Regions from separate parts of the Mus musculus genome. Here region 1 is linked to region 2. The links are chromatin loops, found by intact Hi-C in ENCODE. Cell type or tissue: left cerebral cortex. All regions are shown on one strand.

The links. A loop is a pair of places that touch in the nucleus more often than their neighbours do. Peaks named below come from ENCODE experiments on the same cell type or tissue, not always from the same donor. Only the 100,000 strongest peaks of a DNase experiment are listed, where the experiment ranks them.
Region 1: it touches region 2 in a loop (2.0-fold over the local background); 3 of 42 quality-filtered maps call a loop at or near these places.

Annotation. Positions count from the first base shown.
Region 1 is chr12:77,661,972-77,664,471 of GRCm38, reverse strand. No RefSeq gene overlaps it. Among named protein-coding and RNA genes, the nearest start is that of Gm35440, 87 kb to the left of the region's middle. In left cerebral cortex, no CTCF peak of the experiment used is centred here; a DNase peak (open chromatin) is centred at 1,107.
Region 2 is chr12:77,602,665-77,605,164 of GRCm38, reverse strand. All of the region lies in intron 2 of Gm35240 (a long non-coding RNA gene), which reads right to left. Among named protein-coding and RNA genes, the nearest start is that of Gm35240, 50 kb to the right of the region's middle. In left cerebral cortex, no CTCF peak of the experiment used is centred here; DNase peaks (open chromatin) are centred at 202, 969 and 1,238; H3K27ac peaks cover 972 bases.

The DNA.
Region 1 (2,500 bases), 59 kb before region 2:
ATCCCCCCCCCCCCCCGTTTCTGCTTCCCCACCCATCTGGATGTGAGCAAGCAGGCACATGGCCCTGCTGTTATAGCCAGAGCTTCTGCTCCCACTGTGGAACCATCCCTGTTGTGATGGACTGACTATACCCCCAACCACAAGCCGACATCAGCCCTTTCTCCCTCAGTTGCTTCCTGTCCATTGTTCTGCCACATCATCAAAAGTAACCAATACACGAGGTCTCCAGGATCCTTGGGTAGCTCTACTGGTTTTCCAGGTCATTTATGCCTGATTCCCCTGATCCCAGCATTCTCCGTCCACACTGAGCCCCTTATCTCCAGGGCACAGCCTGCTCTTTCTCACCCCCATCCCCCCTGCACAGGCCGGTCCCTCTGCAAGTGCCACCTTTCCCCCTGCTTACCTTCCCTGCCACTTAACTGTCAATTCCTATCTATCTTCCTGGTCTCTGCCTAAAGGTCACCTCACCACCACCACCACACACAGAGTCCTCTTTAACCTCCAAAGCCGGTAGGTGGCCTGTGGTGTGACACTTATAATACTGTGTGCTTTCTGGGCTCCCCTAGAAGGCAGAGAACGTGTTTTGCATTTACTTTATATAGCTCTGATTCCCAAGGACAGATAGCACAGTGCTGGAGGCCTCTCTACAGTTTGTTGACCAAGCTGAATAATTGAAATAGCCAGCACAGGCTGTATGGCTGAGATATACCTGGCATAACTCCCAGGGCAACTCCTCGTGGACACCTGAAGCTTCAGAAGGACCAAGGATGGGAAGAAAGAGACAGATAGACCAAGGACACTCACTGCTGCCTACTGCCCTGCCTCAATCCTACTTTTTCTTCTTACCCTAGGCATTGTGGGAACTGTTGTTCAGTCCACTCTGAGTCTGACTGGAGTGCCTGCCTCAGTTCTCTGTCACATGGGAATGGATTATTTTTTCATACCGGCCTGTCGTGCAGCCTTTAGAAGCTATTCTTCTTGTTAGCTTCTTATACACTTTTCACTGAAATGTGTGCCAAGCAAGAAAGCCTGGGGAAGGTTGGGGTTGGGGGCGTGTCACCCTGTCTGCAGATGGAGAAGGCAAGCAGTGTGGGATGAGGCTTTCCTGAGTCATATCTGGAAAACCAGTGTCCTTCAGCTTTTCATCCTGGTAAGCAGTTTTCAGGTCTGTTGGGTTTTGGCACCTATCAGCAAGGCTATTTTAAAGCTAAAATCTGAAAATAAATGGAGTGGGGCTGTGGCAGAGGAAGGCTGATTTGGCAAGCATTGAAACTGGGGGAAGCTTACAGGAAGTCAAGACTGGAGACAAGAGATCCGTGTGTGTGTGTGTGTGTGTGTGTGTGTGTGTGTGTGTGTGACTGTGTGTACATGTTTGTGTGTGACTGTGTGTGCACTTGTGTGTGTGTCTATATGTGTGTGTACGTGTATGTCTGTGTGTGCATCTATGTCTGTGTATGTATGTGTCTGTGTGTGACTGTGTGTGTATGTGTCTGTGTGTGTTTGTATCTATGTGTGTATATGTATGTGTGTCTATACATGTGTGACTGTGTGTATGTGTCTGTGTGTTTGTGTGTATGTGTGTGTGTATGTGTGTATCTGTGTCTGTGTGTCTATGTGTGTGTGTCTGTGTGTTTGTGTGTATGTGTGTGTATGTGTGTATCTGTGTCTGTGTGTCTATGTGTGTGTGTCTGTGTGTGTTTGTGTGTATGTGTGTGTATGTGTGTATCTGTGTGTGTGTGTCTATATGTGTGTGTGTGTGTATGTGTGTATCTGTGTCTGTGTGTCTATGTGTGTGTGTCTGTGTGTGTGTGCATCTATATGTGTGTATGTGTATCTATACATGTGTGTGTCTGTATGTCTATGTATGTGTGTCTTTCTCTCTGTCTCGGTCTCTGTCTCTGTCTCTGTCTCTCTCTCTCTCTCTCTCTCTCTGTGTGTGTGTGTGTGTGTGTGTGTGTGAGTGTACCCTCAGGCCTCCTGATCAGCTGGAAGAGATGCACCTGATAAGCAAATCTGGAGAGGCAAGGTCTTGGTCTGGAGGGTCTCTTACTTGTCTGGTGATGCTGCCTAGCCCACCTAGAGTCCTTCTGTTTTTTCTAGAACCTGGAGGAAAATGGCTGCACAGAGAGCGGCACTAGATACTCATGCTTACAGGCTCCCTAGTGCTTCTCCTTGCCAGGGCCCCAGCTGTGCCTGCAAAGCCACAAGGCATCTCCCTGCCTCCAGTGTCTTCATGTTGATCTAAGTGGACAATGTGAGCTCCTAATAGTCTTTACCCTCAGCTGCATCCTTCTCCATCTTTGTGACTCCAGCTTTGCCTCCTGGCTCCTGTTCACCCTGGATGCTGACCTCAGACCCATCAGAGTTCATGCTTCTCACCTAGGGTTGGCCTTTGTTCCTCTTGTCAAAGATTATCTGCACTTGTATCCTAGATGCCATGTTTCAGGGTGCTGTAATTCACCTGAGCATTCAGAAAGAGGAGCATGTGTGCCAGACCCCT
Region 2 (2,500 bases):
AAATCTGTAACAGACACCTCAGATTCAAAGTGTAGCAGTGACCATCCAGGTAAACTTGGAAGAGAGTAGGGATGGGGTGGAAACACACTGTTCAGGCATGAACAACAAAAGTCTAATTTTAATCACGGTATCTGATGAGGCCTTCCAGACACACCCCATACCCACGCCTGCCTTTATGGCTTGGTCCTGGAAAGGTACTCCTGACAGCTGCTGTGTAGGAGAGAGAAGCAATAGCAGCCTTGGCTTTGTGTGTCATTAAGGAGGCACTGGGCTCCAGCCCAGGGCTGTCACTTCTAGCAGAGTTGATCTCATGCAACGTCTCTGAGCCTCAGTTTCTTCATCTATGTATTAAAGCTAATAAGGTTCCATAAGGTTGTTGTAAGGAGTAAATGGGGTAGGTGTTAATAAACAGAGATTAAAATCACCCACACAGCGGAATGAGAAAGTGTAAAAACCCTGGCCTGGTACTGGCACAAAGAAGCCCTTAAATGGCGGCTGGGTTGGTTCAAGGGAGAGCAATAAGTCACCCCAACAGTCTCTTCCATGAGCTGAGCTAATTAGATAAGGAGGAGATACTAACTCAGAAGCACCCACTTACAACCAACCAAATGGACACCTTAACATTTTACCTAGAGTCAACAGGGAGAAGATGCGTCACTCTGAGGCTGTTTCTGGCAGGAGAGCAGAGTTGGCATTCCATTTCAGATACTTGCAGACAAGGGAGTCAGGTTCAGCCTACTAATGGTTCCTAGAAACTTCCCTCCAGCATCTGACACAGGCCAGCAGAAACCCCCTACAGCCACATACATATAAACCTGGCATCTCACACCACCCGGTGCTCACGTCTTAGGAAGTCTCCACAGAACAGAGAAGGGTGGATTCCTGAATGAGCAATTTCTCTTCTCACACGCAAGCCATGCCTACAGACGTTCTATTTTCATCGGTAATCCTATAAATGTCACGGTAACATTTGAAACACGTCCTCAGGTTTTCTCTCCTCGTATGCTGCTCCTCAGGACAGGTGGCGAGTCTTGGGGGAAGCTGTAAACCACACTTGGGGAGTCCCGGCCTCCTCTGCTAACCAGATTAGGTCTGGCTCCTTCTGTCCTATCAGTTCGAGCTTTCTGTTCAGTGTTGGATGATCAAAACTTCAAGTCTTGATAGAACCACTCATGAGCATGTGTGCTCTCACGTGCTAGCACACATGCTATGCCTGCACACACATGCTCATACACTCACACCTACCCACAGTCTGAGCAGGTGACTCCTGGGTGCCATTTCCTACTTTGTACAAAGGACCCATCATCTGGAGAGTGCATCTGAACCACATATTCAAAAAGCTCGCCCACTCACATCTGTATATGCCTCCTTTCTTCCTGCCCTTCTATTATGGGACAGACATTCAATGTGGAGTATGCTAAGGAGACTTTCTTCACCTATTTCTTCCTCAGGAATCTTTGCTCGCAATGATCCTTCTGTCCGTGCACCCTCTATACCCACGCTGTTTTTTCCCAATGACTTCTCAGCTAAACACAACACAAAGCAAACTGCTCCCGTTCATCACATGCCTTTCTCCATGCAACACCCACCTGTCTTCTCCCTTAGGCACCATCTTCTCAGCAGCCTCACCTGAGCCCCCTTGGCTACATTTCTCACCTTGGACCTGGATCTCAGCCCACTCCAGCCTGGCTATTTGCCCCATGGAAACAACCCCACAGTGGCTGAGTCTTCTCCGAGGTGCTTTATCCAGTGGAGAGCTTCCAACCACCTCCCAGGTAGATTGTTGGTAGCATATCATTCTTTAAAAACCTCCAGAGTTTCTCCCCTGTGACTGATCTCAACCTTGCCCCTAAAGTGGCCCTGGCCTGGTGCTCCCAGCTCAGGAGTGGCGTTGTTATCTAACAAGTGACAATGATAAGAATTTTTCTGATGCTATCCACAGTCTTTCTTTTGTACCCCATCTAACCCGCCAAGTACTACTGTGTATTTTGTTTATAAATATTTTTCTATGATACCTAATACTTGTTAAAACAACAACAACAACAAAAACCATCTATAACTGGAAAGACAGAAACAGGAGGACCCCTAGAGGTTGATAGGCACCCATCTAGTTTATTTGGAGACCTCCAGGTTCAGTGAGAGACCCTGTCTAAAAAAGGAGTCCATATATATATATATATATATATATACACACATACACACACATATATATGTATAGATATACATATATATGTGTGTGTGTATATGTGTATATATGTGTGTGTATGTGTGTATGTATGTATATGTATGTGTATATATATATGTATATGTGTGTGTGTGTATGAGGTTAGAGAAGAGAAAAGGAAGGAAGGAGGACAGGAAGGAGGGAGGAAGGATGGAAGAAGGAGCACAGGAAGGAAGGGAGGGAGGGAAGAAAGGAAGGAAGAAAAGACTATCAAGATCCACATCCTTGCAGTCTGACCCCTAAAGGGCCACCATAATGTCCAATTCCAGGGGCCAC